Linked DNA regions of Homo sapiens: region 1 is linked to region 2. Evidence: chromatin loops called from intact Hi-C (ENCODE). Cell type or tissue: heart right ventricle. All regions are shown on one strand. Each heading gives the region's core, and the rest is flanking DNA. Links, peaks and the distances in the headings are about the cores only. Region 1 overlaps BCL2 (BCL2 apoptosis regulator). Region 2 has its middle 290 kb from the start of BCL2.

Evidence for each region. Hi-C counts contacts between places; a loop is a spot of excess contacts. Peaks named below come from ENCODE experiments on the same cell type or tissue, not always from the same donor. Only the 100,000 strongest peaks of a DNase experiment are listed, where the experiment ranks them.
Region 1: it touches region 2 in a loop (3-fold over the local background); 3 of 110 quality-filtered maps call a loop at or near these places.

Annotation. Positions count from the first base shown.
Region 1 is chr18:63,258,775-63,267,407 of GRCh38, reverse strand. The region is part of intron 2 of BCL2 (BCL2 apoptosis regulator); the gene reads left to right. Among named protein-coding and RNA genes, the nearest start is that of BCL2, 57 kb to the left of the region's middle. In heart right ventricle, for the core only: a CTCF peak has its summit at 4,978; DNase peaks (open chromatin) are centred at 4,261 and 4,855; H3K27ac peaks cover 1,665 bases.
Region 2 is chr18:63,020,854-63,029,486 of GRCh38, reverse strand. No RefSeq gene overlaps it. Among named protein-coding and RNA genes, the nearest start is that of BCL2, 290 kb to the left of the region's middle. In heart right ventricle, for the core only: a CTCF peak has its summit at 4,158; a DNase peak (open chromatin) is centred at 4,118.

The DNA of each region.
Region 1 (8,633 bases), core at 3,562-6,061, 240 kb before region 2:
GTCTTCCCCACTCCATCCCCTGCCTGCTGCCACTGCCTTAGTTCACAGCCTCATCATTTCCTCCTTGAGTTGCTGCAACAATCTCCAGCTGGCCTCTCTGCCACCCAGTTTTTGCCTCTCTCCAACCTGTCCTCCTGACTCTTGCCAGAGAAATTTTTCTAGGAAAACCTACCCAAGCACGGAATGCCCCTGTATAAATGCTCCATGGGTTGCTGAGCACCCCCAGAGAAACTGTCGTGACTGATCCACGCTCTCACTTCCTCGGCCTTGCATCGTGCTGTCCCCTGCCCTCCCAGGCTCTGTGCCAGTCACCCAGGCTTCCCTCAGTGCGAGCATCTCCTCACCTCCTGACCTTTGCACAAGCCACTCCTTCTGAGGAGCACTCTCTGTTTCCCCTGCTTCTCTCCTCCTTGCCTAACTCCTACTGAGCTTTCTAATCTGACTTTGAGGGCACTTTTCAGAGATGTCTTCCTTGACCAACCGAGTAGACTTATTTAACAAACACTTGCATAAATTTACTGTGTGCCAGGCACTGACCTAAAGGCTTTACATATATTCCTTCCTTTACTTCTCCAAACTTTAGGAGAAAGGGAGGATTCCAGTCCCCATTTTATGGATGAGGAAGCTGAGACCTTGCTTGAGTGGTGAAGCAGCTTGCCCAAGGTCACACAGCCTTGTGGGCCAGAAGCTACTTCTGCCTTTGTGTGGCTCCTGATTTTGATTTGTATGTAGTATAAATATATATATTTTTGTGTGTGTGTGTGTGTGTGAGAGAGAGAGAGAGAGAGAGAGAGAGAGAGAGATTTATGTTCCAAATTGGTTCCGGGTTTGTCATCTGTATATTTAATATATAATAAATTATATATACAATTTATTTTTTGAATAGACAATAGAAGCACATATTATAAAATTCAAAAAATACAAAGTGTATACAGTGACAGGAGCCTCCCTCCTCACTTTACCTCCCACTTCTCCCCAAAAGCAGCTCCTGTCACCCATGCCCTGTGTATCTTTCCAGGGATATTTACAAATATATATGTAGACACTATGTGATTTTCTTTTATATTTATGATAGCCTATTCTGCTTGAGATTTTTAATTTGCTTTGTTTGATTAACAGTATACCTTGGGGCTTGTTCCATATCAATATATTAAGAGCTTCCTCTTCTCTTCTGTGTCTACATAATAGCCCATTGTAGGGATATACCATAGTTTATTTAATCAGTCTCCTTTTTGGATATTTAGGTTGTTCTCAAACATTTTCTAGTACAATCAGTGCCGCAGAGATTAGCTTCCTACAGACATCATTTTGCACACATACGAGTTGATCTGCAGGATAAAATCCTGGAATTGGAATTTGCGGCCAAAGGGCAGGTGCATTTATAATTTTGATAGATAGTGCCAGATTGTCCCTCATAACGGATGTACTCATTTATTTTCTCATTAGTAGTTTATGAGATTGCCCCTTCCTTCTTAGCCTCACCCTTGCCTATATAATAAAATGTTTTGATGTTCACCCTTCTAGTATTTTTAACCAGCTTTTTTCTTGTTATGAGTCGTTATGCATCTTTTAATGTGTTTATGAACTATCTTGATTTTCTTTATTAGCTGATTTAGTATTCGTTGGCTCTTTTCATATTGATTTATAGGCATTTCCTATATATTAAAGAAATATATCCTTTGTCTGTGATCTATGTTCCAGATAGGTCCCTGGTTTGTCATTTGTTGATGGTGTTTTTTCCCCATGCAGAAAATTTTTATTTTCATGAAATCAGATTTATCAGTTTTTTTTCTTTTATAGCCTCTGGGGTTTGAGTCATAGTTAAGACTGACCTTCCCCACGCCTAAATTATAAAATCCTCTTCTATGTGCATGCATGGGTGTGTGAGGTTGTTTCAAAGAAAGAAGTGATAGAGTGTAATCGCTGAGAAAACCAACTGTGGAGTCAGACTGACCTAACTGCCCTGGTTTCATCTCTATTTCTTTAATCTTGGATGAAATGTTTAATGGGTTAGTAATATCTATATCCCAGGGTTACAGGTGACTATGAAGATCACATACCACAATATAGGAAATCGTCCTGTATTAAATTACTGATAGCTGTTTTTATTGTGTTATTTTCTCCAAGTTTAATAATAATTGCACAAGAACAAGGGCCCTTTCTTCTCTTTCTTTTGCTTTCCCCTTGCCATTGTGGCCCTTCCCCTTCCCAAACTCTGCTGCCAGCAAGACCTTAGCGTGGTGCTCTGCTGATGGGACTCGAGTGCTCACTTTGATTGCTTCACTGTTTATTTTGATTGGCGACAGAGAGGCCTGGAGTTCTGGCTGGAGCCACCTGGAGTGCCACAGGTGCTTCTCCACTTGCCACGCAGCTGTTCTCCCAGTCCCTTGAGGACCCTGGCGCCTCTCCAGATCTTGGCACTTGGTTTCTTTCCATGGGTCACCGGTGAGAGTCCGTGTTCTTTCCTTTGGGCCCCCTGCAGCCCCTTGCCACAGAGGCCTCATCCCGAGAGGACTTGAGACAGCGTACTCCCCACATGGGTGCCCTGTAAATATCTTTGACCAAAGAAGTTAGGAGAAGTAAGAGGTTTGGGGTGTCATATTGACTGGAAGAGCCACAAATCTCTTGGCTATCTCTTCGTTCCCATTGATTACACAGGAAGGAATTATTCCAAATCATGTATTTCTTTAGTGGATGATCCCCTTAAAAATTTCTACGATGTCAGTTTCTGTTAATATTTACTACAGTTTTTATTGTCATGGATTGTAACTTCTTAAAAATATTTAATATCATGCAAGCTGTTCAAAGACACCAGTAATTTGGAGACAGTGCAGGGAATCGGGCTGTGATTTCCTGGCTTTTATCTGTCTCTGCTGCTCCCTTCTCCTCTCCTTTGCCTGTTTGTGTTTCCTTTGTACACTCACTTTTAACAAAGGCCCCTTGAAATTCCAGGGGTAGGAGACACAGTGGAGCATTGAGGTAGGTCATCTCATATTTAATTTTGCCACTCTCTGGCCGTTAATTAAAATAATGCTTGAGTGCTAGTGTCCAGTTTTACAGGGGGTGTGTAAAATGTTAATCACAACTGATCTGAAGCATCCAGTCCAGTGCCAGGGAGAGGGTTTAGGGCACAGGCAGGGAGCATGTTATCAGGAAAAAAATAAACTAGAGGAAATAAAACATTTTGTTGTTCTTTAAAAAATTTTAATATGAGGCCCTACTATGAGCAAATATGAAGGAGGATGTGAAGACGGGTAAGGTGCAGTCCGCGGATTCAAAGGCGGGGCCATCTGCATGCTGAGCGTTTTACTATACTATTCCATTTAAGATTCGCAGCAGGCTGGGCGTGGTGGCTCACGCCTGTAATCCCAGCACATTGGGAGGCCAAGGCAGGTGGATCACCTGAGGTCAGACGTTCGTGACCAGCCTGGCCAACATGGTGAAACCCGGTCTCTGCTAAAAATACAAAAATGAGATTCGCTTAAACCCGGGAAGCAGAGGTTGCAGTAAGCTGAGATTGCACTATTGCACTCCAGCCTGGGTGATGAGAGTGAAACTCCGTCTAAAAAAAAAATTTGCAGCAGTCCAGAAGGTAGGCCCCATTATTCCGATTGTATGGGTGAGGATACTGAGTTGAAGAGGAGTAACTTGACATTGATCCCATTGTACAGTGGAGCCAAGATTAGATCCAGGGGACCTGGTTTCCCAGCCCCATCACCTCAGTCCTATTGCATTACCCTCTGGAAATGCTCAGTCCAGTAAAGGAGAGAGTGATGATGCAATGATGTGACTGCTTCCAGTGAAGAGTAAAAGTAATGAACTAGAAACGGGAGAAACAGATTGACACCCTTGAGTTGTCTTTCTGGTTAGGGCTTTTGGGTTTTTGTTCTGTAATACAGTCCAATGTGGTGGCCATTCAAGGGAGAAGGGCCACTCATCAGCCCTCCTGCTCCCTCACCCCCATCTTAATTAAATAAGTCTCCTTAGGATCTCACACACCTGCATGTAACAAAACAGGTTTTAAAAATCTGTAGTCAAGGAGCACTGCTTGTTTCTTTCTGGCAACAATCCCAGTGGAAGTAAAATTACACTGGACTGCCTGAAACTCTGAGCCCAAAGCGTTAATTTTTGAAAAACGTTTGAGGTTCCTGAGTTCCCGTGGTATGCTACTAGAATATTCTGTAGCTTTAACAACTCCCAGCCTTCATTCTGCACTGCACCCCCCGCACACCCAATACCTATTCCACATGTCTGGGGATAGGTCAGCTCACCGTCCACCCTCGCTGCCCCCTAGGCTGAGGTTCCCTGATGAGCACAGTTTTCCGGGAAGGATTTCAGCCCCTCTGTGAAAGTCTTCAGTTATCTCCTCTCTTGTTTCCAGAAGTAGCTTCTTTACTCCAACTTGAAATCTTGCTGTATTCCTTAGTGTTTTGGAAACAAAATGTGCAGTAGGAGAATTCTGGCTTTGTGGATATTGGATCACTTTGTTCCCTGGCACAACAATCTCTCCTTTGTATTAAACATCTGAGAACAGAAGTCCTAAATAACATTTTTATATTCCTTGTTGATGTAAGTTCTTTATTTGGGGACAGCAGTTTGGTACTTGTTCCTCTGTCAAATTCTGATGTACTTTCCCTTTTTCCTATGATGAGGACACCACTGACCCCTAGCCTGGAATTTTACTTTGGGTAGTGGTGGTATTTGCTTACCCCGTGGGACTTTCCTGTTGAATCCCTCTAGTCTGCAGTGAGTGGCCTGTGTCATAGTGGGATGTCTGACTGGTCGGAGCAAAGGTACCCAATCCTCCAGCCTGACCATGAGCTGGGTGGTGAACTAGCCAGCCACAAACAAGCCAGATGGACAGACAGACCAAAATAGCCACTTGTCCACCTCCTTCCTGGAAATGCAGAAGGGCTGCTCCGGAGGTCCAAGAAGACCTAATTTGGTCAGCAACCCAGCACTTACTCTGAACAGGAGGTGGAGTTGTGAGCCTGGTATAAGTTCCCTACCTCCGATTCTTTACTTTTACCACACACGTTTGCACATTTCAAGGAGATGATCAGCCACACTACCAACTACTGATGGGTAACAAATACTCTTTACGTCAAAGCTCTTCTGATGATTTTCCTGGATTCTGTACTTGTACAATGAATGTACTTGTGCCTTTACTCCAAAGAAAATTAGTATATGTGGCTGGGCACAGTGACTCACGCCTGTAATCCCAGCACTGTGGGAGGCCGAGGCAGGTGGATCACTTGAAGCCAGGAGTTCAAGACCAGCCTGGACAACATGGTGAAACCCCACCTATACTAAAAATATAAAAAAATTGGCTGGGCGCAGTGGCTCATGCCTGTAATCCCAGCACTTTGGGAGGCCGAGGCGGGCAGATCACTTGAGGTCAGGAGTTCGAGACCAGCCTGGCCAACATGGGGAAACATTGTCTCTACTAAAAATACAAACATTAACTGGGCATGGTGGCAGGAGCCTCTGGTCCCAGCTACTTGGGAAGCTGAGACAAGAGAATTGCTTGAACCTGGGAGGTAGAGGTTGCAGTGACCTGGGATCATGCCACTGCACTCCAGAGCGAGATTCTGTCTCAAAATAAAAAAAAAAAAAGAAAAAATAACAACAAAAAAGAAAATTAGTATATGTGCTTTACTCTTTAGGCAAACCCAATATTATACAAATTCAGTTTTTTAAGACAGGATAGGACATTTTATTTTTCAGAAAATGTATAACCACATTCCTTAAATGGCGTAGGTAGTATAATATAAATATGGTTTATCCCCTAAGACCGTTTTTATTTCTATGTGAGTTTCAAAGCTCTCCCTTTTTCCTATTCATTCAACAACTCCACGCTGAGTTGTCTTATGGGAGGAAAGGCTGCCCTGCATGGCTCTCTTGCAGCTAATGAAATGAGCAGTTGGCTTTGGTGTTTTATCACTTTGGGTCAGAGATCTATTTCTTGCTCCTTACTCCTTCAGTGAATATCTAGTTCGTGCTCCCTATGGATCAAGCATCGTGCTGGTCTTCTTCCATCTGCCTTGTTCCCAGTGGGAGCAGTTGGAAGGATGCTGATGGTTTCTTCCTCCAGGAGAGGAAGGGCAGTGTTTCATGTCACTCACAACCAAGCAGCTAGTTGTCGGCTCTTGGAAAACTAGTTCACCAAAGGGAAGCACTGAGCCTGAGGCCCTGGGATGGGTTGGATTCTTTTCTAAGTGGAATAACATTCTACTCCTCCTGCTTAACCTTTCCTTGCAAACTAAAATGGGAAAATCACTCTATGGACAAAGTCAAGCAGAAATAAAAAATACCCTCTCTGAGGCAGCCTGGCAGTACCTGCATGAATCAGCCAGTGTTTGGATAAGAAGCAGCCCCTCGAGAAGGAATGGAGCCCTTCCCTGGACCTTAATTGATTTTTGTATTTGTTCTTCTTCTTTTAATTCTTTGTGGAAAAGTGATTTGTACTGCAGAGTGGCTTTAACATATTATGGGTGCTGTTTTATGTAATACTGTTCTTATCTAAAGATCATTTCTGCTTGTTTTGCCCTATTTTTTTTCCTGATCCAGCTCATGTTTGTTTTTCTTTTTCATTTTATTTCTTCTTTTTGAAGGAGTTATTGTTCCTCTTATTTCTCCCACTTCATCTACCCCCGTTATCTGCCAGGAGAATAGGAGAAGACATGGGCCACTTTTTTTTTTCCATTTTTAAAATCAATTGGCTAGATATCACCTTTCTCTCGTGAGTTTGTTTCATAACGCAGAGCCTCATTAGTAACGAACCTGACCCTTAAGAAGTTGGGTTATGTTTATTCCTAGGGATTAAGGCACTGTTCTGGCCTGGTTGGCCCTTTGCTGTCTGTGCTATCGTCCGCCCCTGCTGACCAGGGCGTGCCTGGCTCATGGACAGGGCAGCTCCTTGCAGAGGTACCCTGCTGTCAGGGAAAGTTCTATGGACTAGTAACTGCTAAGATCTTTTTTGATAAAATGAGATCTTGAAGCCTTCAATCATGAGCCTCAAACAATTTACATAATAAATCCAGAACTTGGAGATCCAAAAGATATTGCCATGTTTTTGGTTATGTTGCTAGGGAACTATGCCTCCGTTTTCAAATGATACATTGCTGTGTGTGTGCGTGTACATGTGCATGCATGTGTGTGTATGTATGGAATGAGGAAAATTAGGTGTTTCATGCTTATGCATTGTAGTGAAGGCTACAGTGTTGTTAGGCTTTTCTGATGGATATCATAACTCAAACTACAGAATTTGTTTACAGCAGTGTTCATGTGACCAAGAAAAAAAAAAGCAGATGAAAAGTAGCCAGACGTGTTCAAAACACAACTAATAGATCAGGTTTCTGGAACATCTGAGTCTAAGGGTTTGGTCTTCCTCACAATATGTTGAGAGGTGATGTTTTAAAAGCAAAAACGGAGAAAAGGCCAGCTGTGGAGAATGGTAACTGAGACAATTAGAAAGCAGATGTGTGCAATTGAATGTAGTCAGCCTTAAATGGATCCACACTCTCTTCTGTATGAGGGTCTGGAAGGGAGAGTTCACAGAATAAAAATGGAGTCATTTTATTCTTTCTGTTCAATATAGATTCCCACATACAGCGAGTATTTGAATTGTGACTTGCTTTCTCATTGGCGTAATTCCCACCTGCCTTTGGAAGTCCATTCCGAGGTGACCTTGCCCCCTGCAATATGGAATGGGAAAACACCTGGCTGAGTCTAGACGTCTGATAACCACGTAGGTGGGTAAGGTAACCACTGGGATGGCTGGAAGGTGTTACCCAGGGAAACTGAAGGCCAGGATGAAAATAAAAGCAAACGGTTTCCCCTTGGGCAATGACTGCCATCAGGATTCTGCTGCTGATAAAATGCTGCTCCTTTGTTCTGCTTCCTGCGTGTTCATCCATATGATAGCTGTTAGACATTTCATTCAGCTTTCACCCACCTGGCACTGCTTCAGTGCCAACCAACGGCAAGGTGCTCCCCAGCTGCCATGGGGAGCCGGGTACAAATAGACCTCAGCGAAGCCCTGCGTGCATGCAAACTGCGTTTGCCTTTTGCATTCTGCTTTTCTCTCGGGGCCATGCTTGGGACACTTACACGCTGCCCGCTTTCTTTCTGTGATGGGGGCTGGTGCCTTTGCACTAGGCCCCCACAGTCATCAATAGCCCTGTTCATGTGGGAGGTGACAGCAACATTTTGCCACATTACAGGCTGCAGGGCTCAATGTGAACATTCTTCTTAGAGTGAGCAAAGGGCATGGGACTTCTGACGGCCAGGGAAGTCACAGCCTGCACCACAGTGCGAAGATCCTCCATCTGGGCCATGGGGAGCACTTAGAATGTCTTTTTATGGGTTCAATAAAATGTGATGAACAAATGTTTGTGGTGAAGCTCTATTGTGAGGTTTTCTGATCATATGTAACATAATTACTGAAATCTTTGTCAGGCATTGTTTTGCATTTTTATCTACAAAGGAAGCCAGTGACAAGCTCACCACTGTTCTCTGTTTTCCCTTTAGTCGGTTCTTAATCATCCAAGTCAATAGAGAAAATCACCATCATCGATGACGCAAACCCGTAAAAAGTCCAAAAATAATTTGTGTTTGATTTTGAGATGGAG
Region 2 (8,633 bases), core at 3,060-5,559:
CAAATGTATATTGTTTCTACCCCTTATTTATTATGTAGATTATCCTGATTATAAAACTTATTAATAAACTTAACACAAAATATTAATACCACAGGTTTGTTTTCCTTCACCATTTCTCTGCTTATATTAATATAATCTTAGAACTGTAAAGCCACTTAAGTAGAGAGGACAGATTCTTATCACTTGGAACAGCACTGATAAGACTGGGATGAAGTTTCAGGACTACAGTGAAATTGCTTATTGGTCAGAGATTGAGTGGGATGTGGGCATGACTGACCCTACCAAAGCATGGGTGAATATACTGAACCAATTCCATCAACCAGAAACCCAAAGCCACGCTTTTCAACTGGGATTTAGTCTTCAACCAGTGCATCGTGTTTCTATTTTATCCACTTTTTAATCAAACCCTTTTCACCTCTTTATTACCTGAGTTGGGTAGATGTGCCCCTACCCATATTGTAACCAATTTCCTTCATCATTTGTTTGGACTCTAATAACCTCTCTATGGTCTGATTGGATACTATGTGTTACTGTTTGCTTGTTATTTGGTTCTCATCCACAATTCTGCTATCATTTTATTCACAAGGATGGACATTTCATCTGACCAAGGCATGTCAGGAAAGACTTACAGGAAGAAATAATGTCAAAGCCAAGATCTGAAAGATTCATCCATCTATTTTTAAAATATTTATTGAGTAATTAACATATGCAAGTACTGATTTGGTATCTACTGAGTAGCTAACATATTCAGATACTAGTAGTCTAGTGGTGAACGCAACAGATTAAATGGCTGCCCTCATAAAGCTTATCTTTTGGTGGAGGAAGGCAACAAGTAACTAATACGGTATAAATGGGGGGATGACATGTGAGCAGTAACCTGAATGTCAAACAACAGGGGAAGGTGTAAGAAGATAAAGGAAGTCACTAAAAAGGATGACATAGATGAGTGGTTTTCAACTCTGTCAAGCTCAACACCCCTTTATAATAGTAATAAATATTTTGTAATACCCCTCTTTTGTTACCCTGAAATTAAATTCACAGATAATATATTTACTCAGGTGCATAATTTTTTAAAAGAATGTACACAATGGCCTGACCATAATAGAAACAATTCAAATAGAATAAAACCTATGCATTTTTTATCCATATATGTCCAGTCACAAAAACAACTACTGTAGGTATTTCAGAGGAGAGTTAATGTAGAGAATTGGTTACAAAGATTTTGGAAAGGCTGGAAGAGCAAATCGATGAAGGTAGGGTTTTCCAGGATTAGTAACTATAGGGAATGACTACCCCCGAGAACTGGAGAAGCAAAAACAGAAATGGTGTTACTCAGAGTCGCTGGTAGCCAGGCTGTGGCTGCCATCCTTCATAGCATAAGATCCAGGATGAACCAGAAGCCAGTGTCTCCTACTGGCAGACCCTCAAGTGAGGCAAGATGGGAAGGAATCTAGGAGCTGGAACTTGGAGGTTTCCAGCCCCAGAGGCAGAAGGCAGAGCTTAGAAGAAGTGTGCATTGCCAAGAGATCACAGTGTCAATTTGCAATTTTTAGACACAACTACATTTGAAGATACAATGAAGAAGTCAGATGCTTGAATCTACTTTTAAATAAGTTGAGATTTAGTAGGAATAAGACAATGTTCCACTAAATGTAGACACTTTATTTATATGATGTTTAGAAATAGAAGGCTAAATAAGTATATTCACCTCTATGTATAGTCATCACAGATACAGTGACCACCACACACCTATATACAGGTGGTGTGATGTTGTGATGTTGATTGAGCTGCTGTCACTGGCATTGCCATTGCTGACGAGATTCTCCAGGTGGTTGAGTCAACATTTCACAGTAAAAGGTCTAAACACACTATTAGTTGCATTGCTGGAAAATTTAGTGTATACTAAAACCACACCAAAAAGCTTCGTGCTTATATGCAAAATGAAGTTAGGTTTGGGTTTCAAATCATTATAAATTTTTTTTTTACCTGTATGAATGTCCATTAGGATGTTCAAAACTGGGGCTGGACTCGAGTTTTGGAGGACATCTAATTTTTCACTCCTTTGTCTTCTAAATGTCATTTGCACGTTGCCACCACATCCCACTCCCACCTCTCATTATTATGACAACTAAAACTGTCTCCACAGATTTTCGGTCCCCAAAAAAAGAGGCAGCAGTGATTCTGAAAAGACCATTTTTCACATGGAAAATTATTATCGTGGCTGGGCGTGGTGGTTCACGCCTGTAATCCCAGCACTTTGGGAAGCCGATGCAGGTGGGTCACCTGAGGTCAGAAGTTCTAGACCAGCCTGGCCAACATAGTGAAACCCAGTCTCTATTAAAAATACAATAATTACCTGGATGTGGTGGTGGACGTCTGTAATCTCAGTAACTTGGGAGGCTGAGGCAGGAGAATCACTTGAACCCGGGAGGCGGAGGTTGCAGTGAGCCAAGATCACGCCACTGAATTCCAGCCTGGGTGACAGAGCTAGACTCCATCTCAAAAAAAAAAAGAAAACAAAAACAAACAAACAAACAAAAAAACAGAAAAGAAAATTATTACCATCTGTGAAGTGAAAAGCAGGTTAGGAAATAATATTTCAGAATAATTCCCTGTCATTATTTTGAAAAGTGTTTATTCATACATACAAGAGAAAGGCTGGCAGTTGTCTTAGTCCATCCCTGGCTGCTGTAAGAAAATACCATACACTAGGTGACTTATAAACAACATACATGTATTTCTCATCGTTTGAGAAGCTGAGAAGTCCCAGATCAAGGTGCCAGCAGATTTGGTGTCTGGTGAGGGCCCTCTTCCTGGTTCACAGACAGCTCTTCTCACTGTGTCTCAGGTGGTAGAAGGGCCAAGACAGCTCTCCGAGGTCTCTTTTATAAGGGCACAAAAGCCAATTGTGCAAGCTCCACCTCACGACCTGATCACCTCCCATATACCATCACCTGGGGGTTAGGATGTCAACATGTGGATTTGGGGGGAGCATAAACATTCAGTCCATTATAGTAGTGTATAAGCCAAAGTGTGAACATTGGCATCTATGATGTAGAGATTTGAGGAATGATTTTTTTCCCTTTATCTGTATTTTTAAAATTTTCTACTTGAGAAACTTTTAAGTTGATTCAAGGAAAAAAAAAATCTATCGTAGGTCAGGCCAGACAGGTTCAGTGAGGATCCTGGTTCCTTGGACCTGTCATACCCGAAATCTATCAACAGGCGCTAACTGCTTGACACAAGCTCCTGAAACAAGCATTTACTCAGACGAACTCCCAGCAATGCCACCCTCCTTCCTGCACATAAACCCCTCTTGGTCCTTGCTCTTCTTGGGGATGATGAACAGGGTATTTCCTTTCTTGGAAAAGTGCTGTGGGTCTGAAGCAAGCTGTGCCGCATTTGGGGCTTTGTAGCACAGTTTTCCTTAAGTATAGGAACCCTCCTAAACTCAGCACTTTGTGATGTAGGGATATTTCTCCCTCATGCCTGCACCATACGTCTCAGCTATAAACTCCCAACTGGAAGACTCAGTCTGAGGTTTGGATAACCACTCCCCACCCATAGGCCAAGATAAATGCCCCACCAGCAAGCTGCAGAGAGATAAGGGAAGTTGCTTGCTGGGTGCTTGTGGCAGGCCTGGCACTTCGAGCCCTGCCAAGAAAAAACAGGGAAGGATGGTAGGACAGGAACACAGCATGAAGTCATTGGCAGGGGGTCCCTGTATATTTCCAAATGACTGCCCATTAGGATTTAACCTAATACACTGTCTCCAAGCCAGCCGCCAGCCTCCAAGACCTCTGCCCTGCACAGGCCCTTATGTTTGGACCAACAGGCAGGGTGTGGTTGTACCTGAAACACACATCGCCTAAGCCTGAATGCCTGGGCCAAGACTAGGGATAGCTTCCAGATGTGGGCTCCACATCTGGGCCAGCCGTCAGGAGACTGCTTATTTGAACAAAGACTGTAAGTACTCAAAGAGCCCCAAGGTCCGGAGAAGGCTGCCAAGACCTGGCGCACAGACGAGTACAGAACAGACCTCAATTTAAGGTTCCAGGAGAGAAAGAAAGCTGTGCTTTGTGGTCCTGGATTGATACCCACGAAGCCAGGTACTCTATTCACACAGGATGGGCAACAGCTCCACCCACAGGGCTGAAATGCGAGGCTTAGCCTCTAGGATAGGCAGAATTCCGGACTGAGGATGGGCTTCTATTTTCAGCAACCTGTCTCTTGACCCTTCCCCGCTTTCCATATCGTCTCCTAATTGATATTCTCTGGAAATATTTTAGAAATACAGAATTTTGCAACTTTACAGTTTGGTGGGCCCTTTTAGCCCGTCATCCCCCACCAGACACCCATTGTTTTACACAGAGCCATGTGACTCGAGAATTTTCCCCACTGGATAAGGAGAAACAAACAAATAGAGCCACTGGCAGTCGTCTTTGGAAGAGGCCAACAAGATTACCGTGACATGGGGGCAGAGTACCCTACACTCCCGGGAAAGGGCAAACGTACTTCTCTGCTGAGTCGCGACAGGCTGGCTAGGCCCCCTGCCCCCCCAAATTCATATATTAAAGTTCTAGCTGGCAGTACCTCATGATGTGACTGCATTTGGAAGTGGAGATTTTAAAGAGTCAATTAAGTTAAAATGAGGTTGTCAGAATGGGCCCTAATCTAATGTGACTATGTCCTTATAAGCAGAAGAGATAGGACACAGATACACACAGAGAGGCGACCACGCGAAGACAGGCAGAAGGCGGCATCTACAAGCTGAGGAGGGGGGCCTCAGAAGAACCCATTCCTGCCAACACCTTGATCTCAGACATCTAGCCTCCAGAACCAGCCTCCAGGAAATACATTTCCATTGCTTAAGCTGCCAGTCTGTAGTAATTTGTTATGACAGGCCGAGCGGACTAACACGAGAGAGATGCTTGGGGTGTGCTGGGGAGGCGGGTGAGCTGCTTGGCTTGTAAAGGCCCTGGGGGCCAGGCTGGTTGGGAGGCCAGCGTGGCCCAGCGAGGAGCCCTGGGATGGATCTGAGCCCAAGGATGTTTGTCATTTTTTTTTTCAGTTTTGTGCTTTCATTAGCCTCAAACTATGAATAAAGTCCTATTAAATGTCACTGCCTGACCTCTGCATTGCTGTGGGACATAAAGGAGAGGGTCCTTGGCTGGGCATGGTGGCTCATGCCTGTAATCCTAGCACTTTGGGAGGCCTAGGCTGGTGAATCACCTGAGATCAGGAGTTCGAGACTAGCCTGGCCAACATGGTGAAACCCAGTCTCTACTAAAAATAAAAAAAATAGCTGGGTGTGGTGGTGGGGGCCTGTAGTCCCAGCTACCTGGGAGGCTGAGGCATGAGAATCAGTTGAACCTTGGAGGCGGAGGTTGCAGTGAGCTGGGATCGAGCCACTGTACTCCAGCCTGGGTGACAGAGTGAGACTCCATCTAAAAAAAAAAAAAAAAAAAAAGAAAAGAAAAAGAAAAAAAAAGTTAAAGAGGAGAAGGTCCTTGCTGAGGATGGAGTAGTCAAGGGAGAACCAGGTCCCTTCCTCTGGGCACAGAGGAGGACAGTTTTGGGACAGGATGGGAACCTTTGAGTACAGACCCAGGACTCAGGGAGGGACCCACCCATCGCAGGGGCAGCATTCCTGGGGTTTTCCAGAACAGCCAGTGGGCAGTTGGAGGAGTAACAGCTTTCTTCAGGGAAGATGGTGCAGGCTTGTTCTATTATAGTTTGGATAACACATAGCACAGGAATTTCACTAGCTATGTTACCTTAGGGAAGTTACTTAAACTCTCTGGTCCTGTTTTTGAGTATAAAATAGGATAATTATCCCTTCATAGAGTTGTTATAAGCATTAAATGAGACGACGTATAGAAAAGATTTAGCACTTTCTCTTATTCACCAAATATTTCTAAGCACCTACTGTGTGCCAGGTACCATTTTGTGCTGGGAGGCTGCAATAGAAAACAAGAGAGAAAATGTCCCTGTCCTCACAACTTATATTGTTAGAGATGGAGAAACGATGAAGGAAATAAAAGTGGAAAGTGGTTCTAGAAGGAAGAGGCGGGCTGCTGGGTCAAAGACTGTTGCAAAGTCAACATAAGGAGAAGACAGATCCATGAGCAAATGCCACATGTCCTCTCCTTCATGGGGTGTGGCTTTGGGTTTGTGTGAGGTGGGACAGATTGCTGAGCCCCTGCATGAACCAGACCCTAGAAAGGCGATGCACCAGGGAGAAGAGGCTGGAAAAATCCTGCTCATTGGCCCAGGGAAATAATGAGCAAGCTGATGTGTGCCCAGGATCCTGAGTGAGGAAAAATAAATCTCCTGTTTAAAAATAAAAGAAGTTTGGCAGTTCCTCGGAAAGTTAAATAAGAATTACCATAAGACCCAGCAATTCCACTACGAGGTGTGCACTCCAATGGCTGGAGGGAGGGACTCAAGCAGATACATGTACACCAGGGTTCGCAGCAGCATTCATAGCAGCTATTTACAAGGGCCCAAAGGTGGAAACAACCCAGATGTCCATCAGCAGCTGAATGGATAAACAAAACATGGTACATATATTTCGTGGAATATTGCCGAATTTTCAAAAGGAATGAAATTCTGAGGCCGGGCGCGGTGGCTCACGCCTGTAATCTCAGCACTTTGGGAGGCTGAGGAGTGGGGATCCCTTGAGTACAAGAGTGAGACGCATCATCCACATGCATCCTTCCTTTCTGAGGGAGGTCGAATGGATCTGCTTCGGTAGGACGTAGTTTGTAATTTACCGAGCTGTGCTCAGTGCAGTCGAAAGCACGTGCAGTGCGCTCAAGACCCCCTCGCACTCGGGGCACACCTCCTGCCACTGGGCCGTGCTGCCCCCTCTGGCCGGTCCGCACACTGCAGCCCAAGGCGAGACCTCCCGGGCGGTAGGCGGGAAGGGGCAGGGAGGGCGCAGAATTCTGAGGCCTGGTAGTATTGTTTTTCTGACATAAGCCCACTCCTAATTCCGTTCCCTCTGAAATAGATTTGTGAGATATTTACAGTGCTCCTGTTCCCATGAAACCAAGCTCAACAAAAAGAAAAGGAGAAGGCAGCCAATCCAAGGAGCTGCAGCGCCCTCCGTCACCTGGAGCAGGTGCTTGGTCAGGACGGCACGCAGCACAGTTCTGGGCTCCCAGAGCCCATGGGTTTGCAGAGGCCCAGGGTATACTCTCTCCAGAACACCCCTTTTCGAAATCCAGGAGCATACAGAAAGAGACTAACATGTTCCACTACATTTTTAAACCTTTTGCATGAAAATGAAAAAACTACTATATGCTAAATTTTTAAATGTCAAATGAAAAAAAAATTTTTGTAATTCATATAAAAAACAAGGCCTAATCTTCCTAATATATAAAGAGCTCCCAGAAAAAGGAAGAAAAGAAAAAGAAATAACCCAAAAGAAAATCTGGGCCACATTCACAAAAAGCAAACACTGAAATATTATTTTCACCCACAAAACTGGGTGATTTTTAAAAACCCACAGAAGGAAACGCTAAACAGGGAAGCATCCCTTGGAAGCCACTTGCTTGATGGCCCCCACATTGAATCGCAGAACAATTCTCAAGAATTCACTTTTCACTTTCCCCACAAATGTCCTTACTACTAAATGTGAGGAGATTCACAAATATTTCTAGAGAAAATTATTTCCATTTAAATAAACAGAAGAAAAAATAGATACCATTCCTAGATTTTAAAAAATGTTATTAAAGGATAAACTGTTTGACGGTAAGACCATTTTAACTCTGTATTTCAATGCTTATTTAGCTTAGTACTTAGACCAGTGATATTAATTAGTTTTGGATGGTTGTGATAAATGGATGGATGGATGGATGGATGGATAGACAGACAGATAGATTGATAGATTGTGATGCACTAATGAAAAAAAGGTGGAAAAGAAGGGATGGAGGGAGAAAAGAAAGAAGGGAAGACAAAGGACAGAAAGAAGACAGGGGAATTCTTAGGTTGGTTGGATGGATAAATGGAAGTAAGTTTGGGATGGAAGAAAGGACGGTTGGTTGACTGACTGGCTGGCTGGATGTGACGGAATAATGAGTAGGTGGATGAAATGATAGATTAATGGGTGGAATGGATGATGGAAAGCTGAAAAATTGATAATGAAGTATAACAAGACTCTCATCAAGTAATGTGGCTTGTCTCGGTTTAGGGACAGAAGCATTGATGATATAATTCTCTTCTTTTCTAGTAAAAATGGGAAAATTCATAAATTTTTTTAACTAGTTTCATTTACAGCTGCCAAGACATACAGGGCTCTCAACTGAGATCCTGCCTCTTGAGCAAGAGGAAGGTGAAATGAGGTGCAAGGGTTAGCATCTTTACTTTACAGGTGAGGTAACTAACTCAACCTTCCTTTTGAATAATAAATATCCAAGCTATTACAGACTTTATAAAATACCATGCATTTAAAATAAAATTGTAGGCCATAGAAATGAACAAAAGAAGGGAAAGAACAGGGTCATTAAAGTTATTCTATGAGCTAGGACAGGTCACCCCAACTGTGGTTATGGCCAAGGCTAAATTACAGAGTGCAATGCCATCTGCCCCAGTGTTCTCTTCCTGTCACTCTCAAAGGCTTTTTATTC